Regions from separate parts of the Homo sapiens genome. Here region 2 is linked to region 1. The links are chromatin loops, found by intact Hi-C in ENCODE. Cell type or tissue: sigmoid colon. All regions are shown on one strand. Links, peaks and the distances in the headings refer to the core of each region. The heading gives the core; the rest is flanking DNA. Region 1 has its middle 70 kb from the start of COPRS. Region 2 holds the start of MIR365BHG (MIR365B and MIR4725 host gene).

Region 1 (11,452 bases), core at 2,030-10,029:
AGGCAGGAGAATCACTTGAACCTGGGAGGTGGAGGTTGCGGTGAGCTGAGATCATGCCGCTGCACTCCAGCCTGGGCAACGAGAGTGAAACTCCATCTCAAAAAACAAAACAAAACAAAAACATACTCTTGCCAGGCACGGTGGTTCATGCCTGTCATCCTAGCACATTGGGAAGCTGAGGTGGGAGGATCATTTGAGCCTAGGCATTCAAGACCAGCTTGGACAACATAGGGAGACCCCATCTCTACAAATAATAATACTAAAAATAGCCAGGCACGGTGGTGTGCCCCTGTGGTCTCAGCCACTTGGGAGGCTGAGGTGGGAGGATCGCCTGATCTCGGGCAGTCAAGGCTACAGTGAGCCACAACTGTGCTACTGCACTCCAGCCTGAGTGACAGAGTGAGACCCTGTCTCAAAAAAGCCAAAAAAAAAAAAAAAACCCCACAAAAACCCAGTCCTTGAAATGAGCAGAACATGGTGGCATGCACCTGTAATCCCAGCTACTCAGGAGGCTGAAGTGAGAGGATCGTTTGAACCTAGGAGTTCAAGGCTGCGGTGAACTGTGATTATGCCACTGCACGCCAGCCTGGGTAACATAGCAAGACCCCATCACTAAAAAAAAATAAAGGTCCTGAAATCCACTCAAACCTATTGCCGAGTCTTCAGAGCAGGAGGCGTTGTGTTTAATGGGCTCTCCATCACACTGGTTGGGGGGCGCATTGCTTCAGCCCAGTGGGTTTCAAGCCTGGCTGCTCATTAGGGTCCTGAGGAGCTGTAAAATGGCCTGAGGTGGGGTCCCAGTATCTGTTTTCCTCGCAAGCTCCCCAGATAATTCTGGTATGTGCTCAGGGCTGAGGACTACTGCAAGCGCCTAGGACTTTGGCCCTTCTGGCAGGCTGGTGGGCATTGTAGCCCAGGTGGATCCCCAGCACCCCTCAAGTCATGTGCTGTGGATCAGTGTTCCTCACAGCTAGCTGTACATTAGAGCCACCTGGGAGTGCTTTTAAACTCCCAATACCCAAGGCTCCACCTAGACCAATTAAATTAGAACCTACCTGGCGGGGGTGGGAGGGCAGAGTGGAGAGGCCCAGCCTTATTCTCTTTGAAAAGCTTCCTGGGTGTCTCTGACAGGTGGCCAGGGTGAGGTCCTCGGAGCATGGGTGCATGTGGAAGGTAAGTTGGATGGTGCAGAAGCAGCCGCAGTTGAAGCGTTTGTAAACCTCTGATGACAGGCGGGGACAGCCTTTTTTTTTTTTTTTTTTTTTTTTAAGCTGTAACTATTTTTTTTTTATTATTATACTTTAAGTTTTAGGGTACATGTGCACATTGTGCAGGTTAGTTACATATGTATACATGTGCCATGCTGGTGCGCTGCACCCACTAACTCGTCATCTAGCATTAGGTATATCTCCCGATGCTATCCCTCCCCCCTCCCCCCACCCCACCACAGTCCCCAGAGTGTGATATTCCCCTTCCTGTGTCCATGTGATCTCATTGTTCAATTCCCACCTATGAGTGAGAATATGCGGTGTTTGGTTTTTGTTCTTGCGATAGTTTACTGAGAATGATGATTTCCAATTTCATCCATGTCGCTACAAAGGACATGAACTCATCCTTTTTTATGGCTGCATAGTATTCCATGGTGTATATGTGCCAAATTTTCTTAATCCAGTCTATCATTGTTGGACATTTGGGTTGGTTCCGAGTCTTTGCTATTGTGAATAATGCCGCAATAAACATACGTGTGCATGTGGGGGACAGCCTTTTTAACAGCCTTGGTTTTAAGAGTCAGAATTTAGCACAACCGCCAGATTCAATAAACCTGCACTTCTGCTCTTAAAAATGGCTACAAGAGGCCTCCCCACCAGAGGCCCTCTCCAGGCCATCATTTCATTATGTATTCAGTGTTTTTGTAACTGATCCATCAGTCAATTGGTAAAAATGCCAAGGAGAAAACTTTGTTTAATGATCATGCATCTCTTTGACTTTGTTACCATAATTTCTGGGGGAGCGACAATTACCTTGTGTCTGGCTGTTCTTCCTCTGAGTGCAGCATCCTTCCAGCTGGTTTAGAGGGAACATCAGTCTCCCTCCCTCCTTCTGCGGGACTGTCACTTACTGCATGCTGATGTCCAGCCTCTGTGTGGGCTTTGGGACCACAGCCGGAATGTCAGATTTAGGAATCCGCTCATTCGTGTGTTTGTTCATTCAACAAATCTCTGTCAGTGCCTTCTATGTTCTGGACACTGCACCAGGTGTTAAAGTGTAAAAGCTGCCATTCTAGAGATACGCCTAAAACACTAAAGGAGAACAGAGAAGTGAGGAATTAATTCTGGGATGTGCGTGAGTGTCTTGGGAAGTCTTCTCCAAGGAGTGACATTTGTCCTGGGTCTTGAAGGGTGAATAGGAGCCATGCTGAAAAGGGATCATAACTCTCAAGGCAGCGTTTCTCAGCCTTGCCGGATGAGTAGAAGCACCTGGTGGGGGGGCCCAGGCCACAGTCCAGACCATCCAATAAGGACCTCTGGGGGTGAGACCCAGGCATCAGTGTTTTTTAAAGCTTCCCGGATGATTCCAAAGAGCAGCCATGGTTGGAAACCATGCATTAGGGGAATGGAAGTAGAGGTTGCCTAAATGTGCACACACACACACACACACAATTAGGGTAGGCTTGAAGGTAAACTTCCAAAGACTGTCAGTCCATAGCCTTCTCCCCAGCCCCTCCTGTGTGTTCCAGAGGAATAAAAGGACATGGGTTTTGGAGGCAGACGGATCATGTGCTGACTGCTGTAAGATAGCATGTGACCATCGAGGCAGTCGATAATTTGATAAGTGTTTATTGAGTGCTTACTATGTGCTAGGTGCTGGGAACCCAGCAGGGAATATCATCAAGTCCTTGCTCTCAGGGAGCTCACTGCCTATGGCAGAAGATGGATAGACATACATTTCTCAGGCAGTGTTAGAAGGAGGGACACAGAGTTACGGGAGCCCCCAGGAGGGGTATCTGGTGCAGTCTTGTGGGGTTAGGGAGACTTCCTCTCAGAGGAAGTGGCCGCAAGGAGATACCACAAAGGAGTGGAGGAAAGAGATGGAAACATAAGTAGAGGAAACTACATGTGCAAAAGCCTAGAGGCAAGAGTGAGTATGGAGAACTCAGAAATAGCAAGTATTGACTCTATGTGAAATGTGACGTTGGGGAGGGATAAAAGAGAACTGGAAAAAACAGGCAGGGCCAGATCATAAAAGGCCTTAAAAGCCGAAGTGGGGAGTCTGTACTTTATCCCGATGACAATGGGGAGCTCCCGGAAGTAGAGCAGTGCCTTCAGGGATGAGTTTATCTGTGCAGTGTGACTAGATGGAAGGGATGCTGCAGGCATCCTCATGAGAGATGATGGTGGTCTGGGATCAGGTAGTGACAGTGGGGATGGAGAGAAGTGGACAGAGTCAAGAGACTGAGCATTTCTGGAGCTCTCTCTGCACAGTTCTCTCCTCTCTGGTACTCTGTCCTGTGAGATCCAGCTGCCTTTCCTTTGCTGCGTTGTGGCCTGAAAACCCGAGCTGTAACTGGACAACTGGGGGGCTTGCCTGGTCTGTTTCCCCCTACTCAGGAATCACTGTCCTTTGTTAACCATGTCCAATGCCCTGAAAACTCTTGTTTCATATATTTTGTCTGTTTTTTGGTTGCTTCAGTCAGGAGTATAAATCTGGTCTCTATTATTTCACCTTGATTGGAAGTGAAAGTCCTTCTATTTCATTTTTCTATATAAGAATTATTTAAGAAAGTTTGGCTGGGCACAGTGGCTCACGCCTGTAATCCCAACACTTTGAGAGGCTGAAGCGGGTGGATCACTTGAGGCCAGGAGTTTGAGATCAGCCTGGCCAAGATGACGAAACCTGGTCTCTACTAAAAATACAAAAATTAGCCAAGCATGGTGGCATACACTTGTAGTCCCAGCTACTTGGGAGGCTGGGCAGGAGAATCACTTGAACCCAGGAAGCGGACGTTGCAGTGAGCCGAGATCACTCCCACTGCACTCCAGCTTGGGCAATAGAGCAAGACTCTGTCTAAAAATAAAAATAAATAAAAAAAAAATAGGGAAAGAATTCTAGATGGTAGGAACAGGGTGATCAAAGGCTCAGAATCAGAGACGGGAAAATGCAGGCCTTTTCAGAGGGGCATATGCTGTCTGATATTGCGTTGGCTTGGCATTCTCAGTGGGGCTAGGCAGAGAACAGTGGAAAGCTACACTGGGATGGAATGTGGCAGGTCTTAAAGGAGAGGCAAAAAATATTGTATTGTGAAGGCAATGGGGAGCCATGGAAGGTTCTTGAGTAGAGAGGGGGAATAGCATGGTTTTTTTTTTTTGCCTGCCAGGCAAGTAGTTTTGACAGAAGAGCTAGCCTCAGTATAGTTCAAAGGTCCAGTTTTAGGGCTGGTTTCAGAAGTTGAGATCTAGTGGATACCTTAAAAGAACTGGTATAAAAACTTTTTATTATAGGCCAGGTGCAGTGGCTCATGCTTATAATTCCAACACTTGGGAAGGCAGAGGTGGGAGGACTACCTGAGGCAGGAGTTTGAGACCAGTATGGGCAACATAGCAAGACCCTGTCTCTACAAAAAACAAGAACAAAACTAATCAGGCATGGTGGCGCACACTTGTAGTCCTAACTATTCAGGAGGCTGAGGAGGGAGGATTGCGTGCGCTCGGGAGGTTGAGGCTTCAGTGAGCTATGATCGCGCTGGAGTGCAGCCTGGACAACAGAGTGAGACCTTGTCTCAAAGAAACAAACAAAACCAAACAAAACCACAATACCATTTTCACACCTACAAAAAATGAACATATTCTCTAATATCATGAAATCTCTATTAAGATGTTCATATTCTAATTGTATTATAATTTTGATGACTTTTACACATAAAATTTGTTTTAAAACACTTTAAGTTTCCTTCTTCCATCTAAGAAGATGTCACACTCATCTAGAGACCAGCTCAAGTTCGGCTCAGGGAACATTTAGGTCTTCCTACTGTGTTGCGGTTCACTGACTTTGGAAGTTTCACTGACGATGGTGGAAGTAACGAGTTACAGCACTGGTCCCATCTCGCACTGAGTTGGGTTCAAGCACATCTGGTGAACTAGTGGGGCATCTCTGCACAGTGAACCCGTTAAAGGAAGTGTCAGGAACCAGCCTTGACAGCTTGGCCTAGCAAGCGGAGCAAGGAGTGATGCTGGGTACTGTGTGGCCACTGTCCCTCTGATTTGTCCCTTGGCTTTGTCTCATTTTGAGTGAAAACTGTGAGGACAAATTCTAAAACTGTTTAAGATGTTGGGGGCATGAGCGGAGTAGAGTTGGTACCCCCATAAGAGAAAGGCGGGGAGTGGTGTGGTGCTCTCCACCAGACCCCCTTGGTCAGAGACTGGTAAGGTGGGCAGAGGAGGGGGCAGGATTTCTGTAGGTGCAGTGTCATCACAGGGGAATCCCTGGAGCCAGAGGAGGGGAAATCCCTTCAAACACCACCCAGACACTACCCCGCTTGTTTGTGAGCACATTGGAGATGGCCCCTGGGGAATGCAAGCTACTTGATGAAGGTAGGGAAGTACTGAACACGACTCTGTGAAGGTTCTTATTACCCCACCTTCCATGTGTGAGAACTGAGTTCAAATGGAGGGAAGAGTCACGCAACCAGGAAGCAAGGTGTCTTTTCATTTTTATTTATTTACTTATTTATTTTTTGAGACAGAGTCTCACTCTGTTGCCCAGGCTGCAGTGCATTGGCATGATCTGGGCTCACTGCAACCTCTGCCTGTGGGTTCAGCCTCCCAAGTAGCTGGGATTACAGGTGTGCACCACCACACCCAGCTAATTTTTGTATTTTTATTTATTATTTGTTTATTTATTTATTGAGATGGGGTCTTGCTCTGTTGCCCAGGCTGGAGTGCAGTGGTATAATCTCAGCTCACTGCAACTTCTGCCTCCCCGGCTCAAGTGATCCTCCTACCTCGGCCTCCTTAGTAGCTGGGACTACAGGCCTACTCCAACATGCCTGCTAATTTTTTGTATTTTCAGTAGCGACGGGGTTTTACCATGTTGCCCAAGCTGGTCTTGTGAACTCAAGTGATCTGCCCGCCTCGGCCTCTCAAAGTGTTGGGATTACAGGCGTGAGCCACTGTGTCTGGTCATGAGATGTGTTTAAATTCAAAGCCATCCTTCTCTCACTCTAATAATGGTTGCCACACAGAAGGGGAATGCTTTAGGAGAAGAATGCTGATGGGCTGAGTCTGTATCAGGGACCATCTGGAGACCATAAGCTGTTGCTCATCTTAACCTTCAAAACCATTCTATGAGGTCACTTTTATCCTTATTCTACAGATAGGGAAATGAGGCTCAGTTTTACTAACTTCAAAGCTCACAGTCATGGTCAAAATAGTTCATTGGATATTTCTTGGGAACATTTGGCTTTGGTTCGTGGTTCAGGAAAAAAATTGTCTTTAGATTTTCATTTCAGGGTTCAGAGAGGCTGGTTCTTTCTCATTTGGGGTTCAAGATTTAGTTTGAATATTAGGCCCTAGGAGCCTCTGGTTCTTCATAAGTGTTAAATAGATTAAATGCCATAAAGGTGACATTGAGATACTTGGGCATGTTGGGGCAGTGAGCTTTGGCTCTGGCCCGTGGCTCTAGGAGGATGGTAGCTGGTATCCATCGAGATGGATGGTGGCTGTGGGGTGTGAATGCTGAGTGATGACTTGTATTAAAGTGGATGTGGGCAAATAAAAATGAATTTTGCTTGGAACCACTTTTTATCAGGTGGCTTTCCATGCAGGATGATGTTTCACATGCATAGGCAACCTGGACCTGAGCTGGGGTGGAGTTGGGGCAGACGAGCTGTGTCTTCTCTGCCCTTTCTGATTCCAGGGCGAGGGCTGTGCCAGGAAGTGCTTCTCAGCCACTTCTCCTTAGGCACCTTTAAAGGAGCCTTTCCCCACCCCAGTCTGACTCAGAAAGTGGGGAGAAATGCCAGAGGCAGATGGAGCCAGGCACAGGCCCGGGCAAAACGTGTGAGGCTGAGTGTTTCCAACAGCAAGACACTGGAAGTGATGCAAGTGCTCAGCAGTCAAAAAGGAGAGGATGAAAGCATTCCAGTGCCCAGCCTGCACCTCAGTTGTTGTAATCACGATTCCCTGCCTCCAGTCTGGCAACTCCCCCAGCCATCATTTAATCACTCAGCAAGTATCTATCAAGCACTTATCCTGTACTGGGAAGGGCATGTTGACTGCTACTTGCTCAGCCCCCTGTTTCATTCCCCTGTGACCCTCGAAGATTCCTTTAAGTGACCAGGCAAGCCCTCCATGCCACCACTCCCTAAAAGTAGGCTCCATCTGGGCGGCTTCAGTGTGCAACCTACACAACTGTACACAGGAGCCCTGCCTCAGGCACCCATGGTGTCAATCACAGTCTTACTGCACATATAAGTACTCTGTAAACTGCATGAAGGTTAGGCTATTCCTCTTACTACTATTGTATGAGACGTCTGGGATCCTGTTCTAGAAATGTTCCTGTCATATCTCAATAGACCCCAAGAATTGTCTCCTTGTCTGAAATTTCCTGCAGTCAGCAAGCTTCCTCTCTAGGGTTCCAGGACCTTAGAATCCCCCTCTTCCCCAGCCTCTGCCTTCACTTCCTGCATCCACACAGGGGAAGGGAAGGGAACCCATGCCCTTTTATGTGTCAGGCCCATGCTGAGAAATTTACAGAGTATTCTATTTAATTTTCAACAACTTCTAGAGAAGTAGGTATTGCCACCCCCATTTTAGGATAAACTGAGATTTTTTTCTTTTTTTTTTCTTTAGGGAGAAACTGAAGCTCAAAGACATGAAATCATTTTCTTTAGATCATGCGTATGTGAAGTGGCAGACCCGGATTTGAACTTGAATTCCGTAAGACTTCAAACCCTGAAACTGTGTAGCTTCATATCCTGGCTCTTCTGCCTACTATTGTGTGTACCTTGGGAAATTACTAAATCTCTTGATGCTTCTCTTTCAATCTTGGTAAAATGAGGGCGATAATAATTCTTGCCTCTCCAGGCAGTTAGGAGGATCAAAGGAGTTGAAACAAGTAAAACACTGTGAGACCGGCACACTCAATGAATATTGGCTCTTATCATCATCATCATCATCATCATCATCATCATCATCATCATCATCATTATTACTATTACTTCTCCAAGACACTTACATGACTTGGGATAATTGTTACATTTATAGAAGCAGCCCCAGGATTAAATGCTTCTTCGTCTTGGAAGCCTTGGGCCAATTTGATAACAACGGGCTTTGTATTTTCAAATATGAGAAATATCTAGAATAAACTCCCAAATGTCACAGTGGAGACTCTGTCCAGGCCGGTGATGACTCTTCCAGAGCAGCACAGGGGAGATGAGGGTGTTTTCCAGTGATGTGATTGGGTCACACAGGCCTCAAGTCATCTCTGAAAGAAATAAAAGGGAACTTGGATTTGAAAGGACATGGTGGGTCTTAAGAGATCTCTGCTTATGGTTTAAAAATTGTGTCCAATTTTCATTGCTCCATTGATTTGCGCTTCTTGGAGTTGGTTGGATGAAGTCCTCCTTAGAGGCAGGGGAATGGATTGGATGTTCGGTCCCTATGACTTCTCTCCTGTATTTTCTTCATGCTTTGAAATAATAATCCATTTCATAGTATAGTGGGTTCAGATGGCAGATCATAGACTCAGGTATTGTGGACAGACCAATCATTGTGTCCACAGCTTGACCCTGGTGGAAGGCTGTAACCCTGATGGCAAAGCCCTGGAGTCTCCCAAACCAGTCAGGGGTCCCTGCCTCTTCCCAACTTCTTTTTTTATTATTATTTTTTTATTTTTTTATTGTCCTTCACTTCCTTTTTTTAAATTATACTTTAAGTTTCAGGGTACATGTGCACAACGTGCAGGTTTGTTACATATGTATACATGTGCCATGTTGGTGTGCTGCACCCATTAACTCGTCATTTACATTAGGTATATCTCCTAATGATATCCCTCCTCCCTCCCCCCACCCCACAACAGGCCCCAGTGTGTGATGTTCCCCTTCCTGTGTCCATGTGTTCTCATTGTTCAATTCCCACCTATGAGTGAGAATATGCGGTGTTTGGTTTTTTGTCCATTTCTCAGTTTGCTGAGAATGACGGTTTCCAGCTTCATTCATGTCCCTACAAAGGACATGAACTCATCATTTTTTATGGCTGCATAGTATTCCATGGTGTATATGTGCCACATTTTCTTAATCGAGTCTATCATTGTTGGACATTTGGGTTGGTTCCAAGTCTTTGCTATTGTGAATAGTGCCACAATAAACATACGTGTGCATGTGTCTTTATAGCGGCATGGTTTATAATCCTTTGGGTATATGCCCAGTAATGGGATGGCTGGGCCAAATGGTATTTCTAGTTCTAGATCCCTGAGGAGTCGCCACACTGTCTTCCACAATGGTTGAACTAGTTTACAGTCCCACCAACGTGTAAAAGTGTTCCTATTTCTCCACATCCTCTCCAGCACGTGTTGTTTCCTGACTTTTTAATGATCGCCATTCTAAGTGGTGTGAGATGGTATCTCATTGTGGTTTTGATTTGCATTTCTCTGATGGCCAGTGATGATGAGCATATTTTCATGTGTCTTTTGGCTGCATAAATGTCTTCTTTTGAGAAGTGTCTGTTCATATCCTTCACCCACTTGGTGATGGGTTGTTTTTTTCTTGTACCTTTGTTTGAGTTCATTGTAGATTCTGGATATTAGCCCTTTGTCAGATAAGTAGATTGCAAAAATTTTCTCCCATTCTGTAGGTTGCCTGTTCACTCTGATGGTAGTTTCTTTTGCTGTGCAGAAGCTCTTTAGTTTAATTAGATCCCATGTGTCAATTTTGGCTTTTGTTGCCATTGCTTTTGGTGTTTTAGACATGAAGTCCTTGTACATGCCTATGTCCTGAATGGTATTGCCTAGGTTTTCTTCTAGGGTTTTTACGGTTTTAGGTCTAACATTTAAGTCTTTAATCTATCTTGAATTAATTTTTGTATAAGATGTAAGGAAGGGATCCAGTTTCAGCTTTCTACATATGGCTAGCCAGTTTTCCCAGCACCATTGATTAAATAGGGAATCCTTTCCCCATTTCTTGTTTTTGTCAGGTTTGTCAAAGATCAGATAGTTGTAGATATGTGGAATTATTTCTGAGGGCTCTGTTCTGTTCCATTGGTCTATATCTCTGTTTTGGTACAAGTACCATGCTGTTTTGGTTACTGTAGCCTTGTAGTATAGTTTGAAGTCAGATAGCGTGATGCCTCCAGCTTTGTTCTTTTGGCTTAGGATTGACTTGGCAATGCAGGCTCTTTTTTGGTTCCATATGAACTTTAAAGTAGCTTTTTCCAATTCTGTGAAGAAAGTCATTGGTAGCTTGATGGGGATGGCATTGAATCTATAAATTACCTTGGGCAGTATGGTCATTTTCACCATATTGATTCTTCCTACCTATGAGCATGGAATGTTCTTGCATTTGTTTGTATCCTCTTTTATTTCGTTGAGCAGTGGTTTGTAGTTCTCCTTGAAGAGGTCCTTCACATCCCTTGTAAGTTGGATTCCTAGGTATTTTATTCTCTTTGAAGCAATTGTGAATGGGAGTTCACTCATGATTTGGCTCTCTGTTTGTCTGTTATTGGTGTATAAGAATGCTTGTGATTTTTGCACGTTGATTTTGTATCCTGAGACTTTGCTGAAGTTGCTTATCAGCTTAAGGAGATTTGGGGCTGAGACGACGGGGTTTTCCAGATATACAATCATGTCATCTGCAAACAGGGGCAATTTAACTTCCTCTTTTCCTAATTGAATACAATTTATTTCCTTCTCCTGCCTGATTGCCCTGGCCAGAACTTCCAACACTATGTTGAATAGGAGAAGTGAGAGAGGGCATCCCTGTCTTGTGCCAGTTTTCAAAGGGAATGCTTCCAGTTTTAGCCCATTCAGTATGATATTGGCTGTGGGTTTGTCATAGATAGCTCTTATTATTTTGAGATACGTCCCATCAATACCTAATTTATTGAGAGTTTTTAGCATGAAGTGTTGTTGAACTTTGTCAAAGGCCTTTTCTGCATCTACTGAGATAATCATGTGGTTTTTGTCTTTGGTTCTGTTTATATGCTGGATTACATTTATTGATTTGTGTATGTTGAACCAGCCTTGCATCCCAGGGATGAAGCCCACTTGATCATGGTGGATAAGCTTTTTGATGTGCTGCTGGATTTGGTTTGCCAGTATTTTATTGAGGATTTTTGCATCGATGTTCATCAGGGATAGTGGTCTAAAATTCTCTTTTTTTGTTGTGTCTCTGCCAGGCTTTGGTATCAGGATAATGCTGGCCTCTTAAAATGAGTTAGGGAGGATTCCCTCTTTTTCTATT
Region 2 (11,452 bases), core at 1,976-9,975, 220 kb after region 1:
TGGGGCTGGATAGGGCAGGGGTAGGGAGACCTGCTGAGAATGGAGGAGATCCATGAAGTGAAATAAGGATGGAGGACTTTCAGTCAAGGAAAAGCAAGCTCCAGGGTCACAGTAGAGGGGGAAAGACCCTCAATTCACTGTTCTATTTTCAAAATGGCTAGTTCACTGGGTCTCAGACAGACAGTGGATTCTGAGGCTCCTTCTATTTTATTTTATTTATTTTTTGAGACAAGGTCTCACTGTGTTGCCCAGGCTGGAGTGCAGTGGTGCAATCTTGGCTCACTGCAACCTGCAACTCCTGGGCTCAAGCAATTCTCATGCCTCAGCCTCCCGAGTAGCTGGGACTACAGGCACACACCACCACACCCGGCTAACTTTTGTATTTTTAGCAGAGATGGGGTTCTGCCATGTTGGCCAGGCTGCCTTCTATTTTAAAATACAATGCAAGTTCCTGCGCAGATAGATGCCTCCTCTACTCCTGCCTCAACTTCTCAGGAAAGGTTGGGGGGCATCTTGTCCAGCCCAACTCTGTTGCCTCTAACATCACTGACCCGGAAGATGACCTTCCTTGGGCACTGCACGTGCAGCTAGGCTCTTCCAGGCCTTCACTGCACACAAACCAGGGAGTTCCTGCACCCTCCTGGGCTCCAACCTGCACAGGAATATCTTGATGTCCAGCCCTCCCGACCCTCAGCCACTCCAATCCTCCACCAGAAGAGAAGATGCTAAAAATGCACGCAAACAAAATTGTTTTAATAATCAGCAAATCCCCATTCACTCTTATTTTGGACGTACATTCCAATCTGACCCCAGGAAGTCCCGGTCCTCCCAGAAGGGCCAGGTGGGTGAGAGGCAGGTTGCTGGCCGCTGCCCGATGCACACTGCAAGAACAATAAGGATTTTTAGGGGCATTATGACTGAGTCAGAAAACACAGCTGCCCCTGAAAGTCCCTCATTTTTCTTGCTGTCCTTGAACACTCTCCAGGTGAGGAAGCAGTCGTCTGCCACGCCCAGATGAGCCGAGGTGAAGCTGGTGTTCCCTCACCCGACACTGACGCCTTCCCCACAGCCCATGGAAAGCTCCCTGGTGGGTGGGAAGGCTGCAGGGTCTCCAGAGAGACACAATTTTCTCCGATGCCGGGCCCAGCTGCGGCCAGCCTCGCCGCCCTCCCAAGGCATACCCAGGAATGACCTGGGTTCCACCTAAAGCCAACTCAGAACCCAGCGCCTTCTGCCTGCAGGAAACTGCAGACCAGCATCCTGGTGGAATCCCAATGTGGAGAGCAGCCCCCAAAACTCGGGAACGTGGCAAGAACTATACTATAGTCTGTAGCCCCTGTGTTCACAGGAGGGGCGTGGACCATCTCAGAGAGACAATGATGGTCTCAGGCCTGGCGTGACACATGAACACAAGACAGCCAGCCTCCAACCTTCTTGTAACCAGGCCTGAGGCCAGGCCTGATTCAGGCAAAGAGAAGAAAACACCAGGAAGTGCCCAGAAGAGCAACCCAGGCCTGAAAACCCGGGAGAAGAGCTGCCCCGACTCTCTCCAGCCCATCTTAAAGAACGGCACACAGACAGGAGATTCCAACAGGAATGGGCACGGGAACTCCGGTTCCGCTTCTCTCCAGCAGTCGCGGCCTTGGTTACTCTGCCTGTAAAATGGGCCTGGAAGGAGCTAAGCTCCCACCACCCTCTCTCCCATTTCAAAGGGAAAGCCAAAGAGGAAATGAGACTTTCAGCTCTGTCACAGAAAGCAAAGGGGCTGGAAGAGGCTGCAACCTGTGAGAAACAGCACGCCCTGGGGTGCTGCTGAATGGATCTCAGGCCCGCCCACCAATTCTCGGCCATATCCCACCCTGCCCTTAGCAAAAGAGCAACAGCTTCACATTGGCCTGAGTGGGAAGGCAGGTCCTCCCAATACCCTTCTATGAAAACGGCCTACAATGGGCAACAAAGACAAGTGTGAAGACCTCTGGAATGTCCTAGGTGGTTTCTGGGTTCAAATCAACAAGCCCACAGGCTCTGCTGGGAAGCACAGGCTGAAAGAAACCAAGGTTGGGTGAAGGAGATGGTGAGACAGTGGCCAAAAAGAAGGGAAGAGACTGGTGGCCAATTTGTTTTTTGTATGGGAGGATAAAAAACAAGAGCTTCCAGAATCAGAGACTCGTAGAGGATTCTCCTTAATGGGACAATCCCTTCTGTCCCGAGGCCCAGGTGAGCCTCCAGGGCAGTAGAGGGTCAACCCCAGCGTCAGGGCATCAGGGCCCAGACCAGGAAGGCCCCTAGGGAATGAGGTCCTGCATGTGCCTCCCACCTGTGGAATGTCACCCAGCAACAGGAAACGTGTCTCCTGAGGCCAGGCCACTTTGCCCAAGGCCCCGGCACAGCTGGAATCTGTCCAGCCTGGCACTGCACCTGCTCTTTGGGGGCCCCACTGTCCATGCAGGAACCTGGCCTGTCAGGACACAGGTTGCCACCGCTGTGGTGAAAACACATCCCCACAAAAGACAGCCAGCTGCTGGCACCACTACCTGCTAACTTGCTGTATGACCTGACCCTGTGTAAATTACTCGGCTTCCCAGCCTCAGCTCTCTTATCTGTAATAGGAATAATAAGCCCACCTGGAAGGGCAATGTAAGGATCGAAAGAAAGCAAAGTGTGTAGCAGGCTCCTAACAAAAGTGGATCCCCTCAGACCCCAAGGGCAGGGGCTGGGCCATAGCGAATTCTTCCCCTCTGGGAAGGGGGCTGGGTCAGGGTGCCAGCCCGTGCCTCGCTGCACCCTGGGCACTGACACTGCATCTTCTCCCCAACACTCCACGCTCCTTCCAGTTCAGACTGTGAGGAAGTGTGCCTGCTATCCCGATTGCCAGCTCCAGCCTCAGCCCTCTCAAACTGACATTCTGGCACCTGTCATCCACCCGGAGCTTTCTGTCCTAACCAAGATCACAGACATATTCTCCACCAACAAAGCAGAACTGAAGCAGTCCCCCCACACTAGGTTCTGCATCATCTGAACCACTGAACAGCACACCTGCATCACTGTGCTGAGCTGCTCCCGCTGCCTGGCACACCTTACCCCACGTGGTGCCGTGCAATAAGCAGGCAAGACCTAGCTCACCACTCACTAGCCTCGGGCCAGCAACTTAACCCCGAGTGCTTTTGTCTGTTCCTGTGTGAGTCTGGGGTTACTACCTATTTCAGGGGTTGTCTGGAGGACTGAATGGGTTCATTCATGGAAAAGGCTTAGAACTGTGCCTGGCACAAAGCGTTCAATCAAGATTAGCTATTATTACCATTCCTGCTTTGTTCTTCAAGACTCAGCTCACCTCTTCTGGGTGACCTTCCTTGACCCCAGACTCTCCCTGGGTTACAGCCCCTTCCTTCTCCCCATTCCATCATCCCAAAGCTCATCACACTGTGCTTTACCTATTGGTCCACCCAACCAGAGCACAATCCTGGGGCCACCTGCCTCACAATCACACAAACTTATTAACAATGCTGATTGCACCCCCCTTCCCAGGTCTATCAAGGGGCCCTGGAATCTGCATTGTTAATAGGCTCCTGCTGTGATTCTCCCAAGTTTGAACCACTGCTCTGGCACCTGTCATCTACCTGAGCTTTCTGCCCTAACCCAGATCCCAGCCATATTCTCCACTAGCAAAGCAAAACCCAAGTCCCCACACCCATTGCTACAGGCAGGTGCTTGGCCCAGAAACAAAAGCGCCTGGTCCAAAATCAAGGAGGCAGGGTCAGGAGAGCTGCCCCTGAGAGTGGCTGGAGGAGCTCCTCACACCGTGCTGGGTATGTGACAGTGACCCACCTGGGCTTGGCTTTGACAGCAGAGCTAACCTATCACCAAACACACCAGCCACCCAGTCCAGTTCCATGCGCCTTCCCTGAGTGCTCACTCTGCATGGCCCTGGGCTGGGCACACGCTGACGACTGAGGTGCATCATGTGCCAGGTGGCAATGGGACCGGTCAGGGTGATGTCCCACCAAGACCAAAGGGATGAAGTCACGACCCAGCTCTTGCATATTGTAACTGTGGTTGATGCAGACCCACCACCCTTTATTCAAAATTCTCAACTCAAACAAAACTCTGGATAATGAAAGTTGTTTTTGTCACTGAGTGGGAAAATCTGACCCAAACTGACTAGAAACTATTATTTCGAGTCTATATTTATCCTGGGGAGTGTGAATATTCATACTCACCTGAGTGAGTGCCCCCTTCTGTGGGCTGATGGGCCACCAGGGCTTACCAGCGAGCTGTAGAGTAAGGAGGCTCCACTCTGAACAGAGTCCCTAAAGTGCCAGCAACCCACAAAACCATGAGAGAAGAAAAAGAAAGGCCAACTAAATATCAGCCCTTGTTTGGAATTGGCTTTAAGGAAAAAAAAAAACAAAACCATCCACCAGCCCTATCCTGGCTAGGAAAGAAGGTGACCAGGCAGAGGGCAAAAGTCTCAAATGTCTTGGGAGAGAAACCGCCTACAGAGAGAAGGTGCTGAGCACATACAGGGACCCGCTGCCTCTCTGGGATGCTGGGGCCTGCTGCAGGGGCTGGCTGAGAGGATCTGGCCCTGCAGCCTGGAAAGGCCAGGCCTTCTTTGAGTCAGAGGCCAAACATCCTTGGTGCAGCTTGACGGGGTTGGAGGTTGGGGAGGACAGGGGTGATTCCAGCACACAGACTAGAAGAGTGGGCTCTGAGGGTCCCGCCCTCCTTCTGTCCACCCCAGCCAGTCTTCCCCAGGCCAGACCACTACAGAGGTGCAAGTCAGAGGGCTCAACTGGATTTAAACTTCTGATGCAGTGAAAAGAGGTCTTGGCCTCGCAGGCTGGCCCCGCCCTTGCTGGACATTCCGAGGCTGGGAATGAACAAGCCAGGAGACCTGAAACTCATCCATCAGAGCCGCTGGGTTTACGATAATCAACCTCTCTCTGCCAGAAATTCTTTTGCTAAGAACACATCAGCTCTGAAAACACTCATTCTCAACCCCTCACTCCCCGTACACCTCACAAACCCACCTGGGACTGGGCTCCCACAACAGCAGCCCTGCCTGGCCCCAGGCTGCCAGCCAACATATCTTGGGGCTTGGCTCTGCCCCCAAAATTCATCAGTGGGTGGAGGCCCAAGTGAGTAGCCGTCAGCAAGGCTGGACCTGGGCCCAACTGCAGTTGTCCACACAAAAACACACTCCTGCTACCGAGGCCAGGTCGGTGAGGGCAGCGCCTGCTTTCCATCTATGTTTCCAGACCATCTGGAGGAGCCAAGCAAGGGGTGGGTACTGACACTAGAGGCACAACTTTTATCTCTTTAAGGCAACTCCACTTGGCCAGGGGTGGGGAACAAGACAAGCAGACCAGGCAGGCAGATGGCAGGGCTAAAGTCTGTGGAAGAAAACAGTATGTTTAAGGATGCATTTATCGTTTTGACAAGGCATCAGCAAACTCTGGCCAAAGGGCCATCCCAGCCCACCATCTGTTTTCATAAAGTTTTGTTTTTTGGGTTTTTTTTTTTTTTTTGAGACAGAGTCTCACTCTGTCACCCAGGCTGGAGTGCGGCGGCACAAACTCAGCTCACTGCAACCTCCACCTCCTGGGTTCAAGTGATTCTCCTGCCTCAGCCTCCCAAATAGCTGAGATTACAGGCACCCGCCATCATGTCCAGCTACTTTTTGTATTTTTAATAAAGACAGGGTTTCACCATGTTGGCCAGGCTGGTCTCAAACTCTGGACCTTCAGTGATCTGCCCATCTCGGCCTCCCAAAGTGCTGGAATTACAGGTGTGAGCCACCGCACCTGGCCCTCATAAAGTTTTATTAGAACATAGATGTACTCATTCATTGATGTATTCACAATGACAGCAGAACAGAATCTGCTTCTGAACAATCTTTGCTTGGCACCTGGTGAGGGAAGGCCTCTGAGGGTCATGGGGCAGCCAAGTCACCTGCCCTGGTGGCGGTACAGCTGTTTGGGCATCTCACCCACTGGTCAGCTGGACTCTCAATCTGCCTTCAGGCTCCTCCTATGGCTGAAGTGGAAACGGGCCCTGGCAGAGCAGGGACTCTGAGCACACGGCTGCTGTAGTCTTAAGTGGACGCTACTCCAGGGCAGGGTCTCTTACTCCAAACCTTCAGGCCATGTGTTCCAGAACTTTTCAAGTTTTAGAAAGGGAATGTGGTGCCTATGCCACATATTATGTAACACCCCAGCAAGGCAGCACCCATAATCAAACATTAATATCTCTGCAGGGAAACCCATGAGTATTCACACTCCCCAGGATAAATATGGACTCCAATAGTCTGTCAGTTTGGGTCAGGTCTTCCCATTCAATTAGCGGCAAAAACAACGTTCAGTATCCAGTTTTCTTGCGTATCCAGAATTTTGGACAAAGGATGGTGGGCCTGCATCAACCACAGTTACAAAATGCAAAAGCTGGGTCCTGACTTCATCCCCTGGGTCTTGACAGGACATCCCCCCGATCCCCCTGACAGACGGTCTTCATTGCCACCTGGCACAGAGAAAGCACATACAAGGCTCACAGTAAATAGGTTCTGAATTAATCCTGATCACCAGATTTTTTTTTCTGCCAAAGAACAGCTACTAATATGACTGATGAAAATGTAGAAAAAATAGCATTTAAAGCCAACCCCTGTCTGCCTGCTTCATTACCAGGAACAAAGAAAAGCCAATATAAATGAATAATTCTTCCAACTCCATTTACTCAGAACAAGGAAAAGAAACTGTTTTCTGGTCACTGTTGCTGCCTCATGGGCAGGCACATTAGGTTTTTGGGGGAGCAGGTGAGTGGGTGGAGTCAAAACTTTAAAAACCCATTATTTTTCTCCCCTGTGTACTTCCTTAGAGCCTCCCTGTGGCCAAAGTTCCACTTGGAAATCTAAAATAATTTATCTCATCACGAAATCCTAACAGCTAATTAGAAAAATGTACTAATTGGATAATCTGGTTTCAGATGCTCTAATTATACTCCTTTGGCGGGGCGGGGGGGGAAGCAATGTATACATATATATAACTTAATAGCCCTTCTTCCAAAAAGTGTAAAGTATCCAGAAGAAATAGCACTTCTTCCAAAAAGTGTAAAGTATCTTCCAAAAAGCCTAAGTAGGCCATGCATGGTGGCTCACACCTGTAATCCTAGCACTTTAGGAGGATCAGGTGGAAGGATTGCTTGAGCCCAGGAGTTCGAGACCAGCCTGGGCAACACGGTGAGACCCCCATCTCTATGTGTTTTTAAAAAGCCTACAGTATGAAGGTTAAAAAGAGTCACCTTAAGATAGTAGCGACACTGCAGAAGTATTTTAATCACATTATCTACAAACAGATAAACCACGTCCTATAAAATACAGTTTTTCTGCATTAGAGGATATCTGAAAATATATTTTGGTGATAACTCCCACCAGATGTTTGGGAAGTAAACGGATTTTCCCCCTTTCTAATGCAACAAAATTTTAGCATTCTGAAATGTCATACCCTCTATCTCTATTTCTTAATAGAGTAACTCTTACAAATGACTACCAGAAATTTCCTCATTGCCAGAGATTTCTAAACCCCAAATTGGGAAAGAGGTTCTTGATTCCACTGGCGATTTCGACCTCTCCTGGGCACAGGGCAGATTTCTGGGACACATCTGACTCCATGATTGGGAAATGCTTTTGGCCTGCCTGACAACATGGTCTTGGGGTAAGAAGGCAAGAGGGTGGCTGGTGGGAGGGGGTGTGCCTGTGACAGCGACCTGGGCAGGGCATCCCTCTCATGCCTGGAAGAACTGTCCGGTCAATGTCGCAGGCCCAGCACACCTTCCCAACGAGCTGAAAGCTGCCCGCAAGCTCCAGGGCTATATGTAGTCAGGGCTGACTGCCCCTCACAGGGAGGCAATGAGGAGGAGGCCGAGAACTGCCACCTGCACACACCAGCATCTGCAGCCCTGCCACCCCGGTGGAGACCCCAGTGGGCTGACCACAACTCTTTGTGGAAAGGATGCAAGCATCCTCTGGGGGCATTTTCTCTGGCCCTTGGCTGGACACGTGCTATCCGTCTGACAAATATCGACCATGCTGGGCACGCGTGGCCTGGGCCGACACAGGACTGCAGAGGGCAGGCACCAGGGGCTGCCGCTGCCACTGGCCTGTCAAGTTAGTTTCACTTTCTGGTTTTTCCCCCTGGGTCACTTCTCACTCTGAAGGGAGAAAATGTTCTTTAGATGACAAGAGAGAAAATCTTTAGAAGTGTTCCTTGTCATTTTCTTTTTTTCTGAGGACACTGTTTTTCTCTGAAGACCGGGTAACAGGCTTTACGCCATGGGGCTGAGAACACAATACCCCAGAGCCTGGCGCTTTGGTACACTGAGCACTTTGAACTAAAGGAGAAAGCAAGTTCTCTCTGACCTTCTTCCACCCTTCTGTCTCTTGCCCCTCTTTCTCCCCAGCAGCCAGGCACAGAAACCAGAATTCCTCTTCCCCAAGGTGGGTCATAGGAAGTAGAACTCCTCTCCCCCAAAGCAAGACATAGTATCTACAAAGGTCACTCTCTCCCTTCTCACCCCTCATCCCAAAGGGGTCCTGCCCCATACGCCCCAGACATGCTGCACAGTGAGGCCAAAAAGCATCTGAATAGACAGGCCTTGCTGGGTGGTCCCCTCTGTCTATTACATTAGGTCGTACCCTTTTTGTCCTATCACATTCCTAGATGGTTGTCCCTTCTTCCTCCAATCTAAGCATAAAAATAGTTTTCCCTGGTTCTCTGGGTCTTACTTCTGAAGGCTCTCATGTCATGTAAAACACTGATTAAATAAATTTGTCAAACTTTTCTCCTGTTAACCTGTCTTTGTTACAGAAATGTCAGCCGTGACCCTTACGGGGAGGAAAGGGATTGCACCTTTCTGCCCCTACAACCCCAGCTACACAACTTCAGTCCCCTGGGCTGCTTAGCTCTAATATGATTACACATCTAAATGCAATACATGGAGCAAAGTGGTATGATTTTTCTGGGAAAAACCAACATCATAAAAGGGTCTTTATTGAATCAAAGGGCTCATGAACTGTTCTCTTGCCTAATTATGGCTCCCAAGTGAACAAGGCTGGGTTTCCAGGCAGGACTCGGCACAATTCTCCAGCCCAAAGACCAATGGGCTATTTGTCACAACTTGTCTAATTACAACGAAATCTACCCCAAGGACGAAAGGGAGAATGCCAAGATAGGTTGGCAGCAGCCCCCTCCCCGCTCCGGCTCTGGAAGCAGGGAGCTGGTCCTCAGGCCTCTCTGTATGGCAAGGAGCTGCCCCCTGCTCCTTCCCCACCCCTTACACTCAAAGTCAGGATCCTGGACCCTGCCCCTTCCCGCAGTTTAGTTTAAGTGGTTTTCCAGCATCCCAGTACTGCCCCCGTAACCTCATCTCTATAGAGAAGGCCCATTGTCGAAATGTGGTATTTTGGCAGATGTTTGAACATTCAGAGATTTGGCCGAGGTTAGCGTGCACCCAGGCCTGAGCAAAGATAAACGTTTGCCATCACCAGACACAGAAGGAGGAGAGAGGGTGTACGCCTCGGGCCAGAGGAGGGTTCACCCTCCACACCAACCAGACCAACCAGCTGGAGCAAGCAGTCTAGTTGACTTTTCCCAGATACACAGTGGTCTGGCTGGGCAAGTTGAAGACTAACATTTTGCTTGTACTTCAGTATCTGTTTAATCGCCCTCGAAGTTTCAAAAGCAAAGACACTTTTCAAGAGAGACAGGGTCTTCCTCTATTGCCCAGGCTGGAGTGCAGTGACCCAGTCAATCACAGCTCATCGTAACCTTGAACTCCTGGGCTCAAGCGATCTTCCCACCTCAGCCTCCTGAGTAGCTGGGACTACAGGCACACACCACCATGCCTGACTAATTTTTCCTTTTACTTTTTCAGAGGCAGGGTCTTACTATGTTGCCCAGGCTGGAGTACAGTGGTGTGACCATAGCTCACTACAGCCTCAAACTCCTGGCTCAAGCAATCCTGTCTCGCCCCTGCCTCCAGAGTAGCTGAAACTACAGGTGTAAGCCACCACACCCAGCTAATTTATTTTTTATTTTTGTAGAGATGAGATTTTGTTATGTTGGCCAGGCTGGTCTGAACTCCTGGCCTCAGCTGATCCTCCCACTTCAGCCTCCTAATGTGTTGGGATTATAGTCGCGAGCCACTGAACCCAGCCTTTCTCTTTTTTAAGATATGGCCCCCTCCCCACCCTTCTCATGTTAAGCCCACAAAAGCAAGCTTGACAAGAAGGAATTCAGCAGAAACTCATCCTGACTCTCCCACTAACCTCTCCCCTCAGATAGGCTTAAGTGGCGGCCGCATGAACCCAACCCCCGGAAAAGGCTGTGACTCCTGGCCCCCCACCTCCACCCTACGCCCCTCCCAAGTGGTAGACATGTCTCACTGAAGAGGCAGGACCCACACAAACTCACCCCCACACCCCACCAGCAAGGATTTGCTTTTCTTCCAGTGTTTTCTCCCCAGATACTAAGCCAGCAAGCAGGCACACCAGCCTCAGCTGGTCCTTCTTTGACCTCATTGTCCCATGGACCCTGGGATGAATATGGTGTCACCCGGGAAGAACTACCATGTACCACCCCCGACCATGCGCCTGGTGTTTCACACAGACATTCTTGTTCAGTCCTTATAATGCCCTGAGAAGTAGGCACGTATTATCACAGACAGGGAAATTGAGTCTTGGGAAGACGCCCCAGGCCCGACACAGCTAGTCTACAGGAAAGCCAGGTTTCTGATGCCAAAGCCCACGCCCTTTCCCTGTCTTAAGCAGAGAAGCATTTTCTGTTTTCAACCAGCCTGCTGGAAAGCCAGGTGCTACCAGCTAGTAAGCAGCAAGACAACCGAATTCTTTTCAGGAGGGTGGGAGACATGGGCGAAAAAGAGGGTTTGTTTTACAATGGACAAGGAGGGAAAAGAGAGTTATTTCTTAAATATTTGCTTGGGAGACCAGAATTTAAGCCTCAGTCACCAAGAAGGAAAAGCCAGTGTTTTCACTTGAACCCCACATCCCCCAGGGCAGAAATCCAGTGAGAGGAAGCGAGTTTCATGAGAATGAACCACAAAGTCTTCATAGGCCGATCCAAATTTCCCAGCTGCAATCTCTGAATCCCTCCCCCAGCCCTCCCATCCTCCAAACCACAGCCCCAGGCTCCACCCCGTGCCTTCCTCAGCTCCTCCTCCTTAGGATCTTAGAAGAATGCCAAGGGGGGTCTGGTGTATTCAGTTCAGTCACCCACTTGACAGAGAAGGGGGCTCTCAGGCTGCAGTGATGAGCTCAGAGGAAAATCAGGCAGCGGGACTTTCCGCATGGCACCTCCCTGCCCGGTTCTCCTGGGCAGCAAATGCAAGGGGTCTGGCTATGGGGTGATTTCAAAATTCCTCAGACCGTGCCAAAGGGAGGAGG

The links. A loop is a pair of places that touch in the nucleus more often than their neighbours do. Peaks named below come from ENCODE experiments on the same cell type or tissue, not always from the same donor. Only the 100,000 strongest peaks of a DNase experiment are listed, where the experiment ranks them.
Region 2: a loop joins it to region 1, with 3 times the contacts of the local background. A loop is called at or near these places in 3 of 110 quality-filtered maps.

Annotation. Positions count from the first base shown.
Region 1 is chr17:31,784,000-31,795,451 of GRCh38, reverse strand. No RefSeq gene overlaps it. Among named protein-coding and RNA genes, the nearest start is that of COPRS, 70 kb to the left of the region's middle. RefSeq lists an enhancer at 7,049-7,549. In sigmoid colon, for the core only: no CTCF peak of the experiment used is centred there; a DNase peak (open chromatin) is centred at 7,001.
Region 2 is chr17:31,564,940-31,576,391 of GRCh38, reverse strand. It overlaps MIR365BHG (MIR365B and MIR4725 host gene), which reads right to left and starts at 5,250. Exons shown (of 3, transcript NR_186556.1): 1 at 5,031-5,250; 2 at 4,218-4,307; 3 at 733-881. MIR4725 (microRNA 4725) reads right to left here and starts at 1,123; the gene lies at 1,034-1,123. MIR365B (microRNA 365b) reads right to left here and starts at 981; the gene lies at 871-981. RefSeq lists enhancers at 2,407-3,026, 7,993-8,493. In sigmoid colon, for the core only: no CTCF peak of the experiment used is centred there; DNase peaks (open chromatin) are centred at 4,661, 5,151 and 7,741; H3K27ac peaks cover 1,175 bases.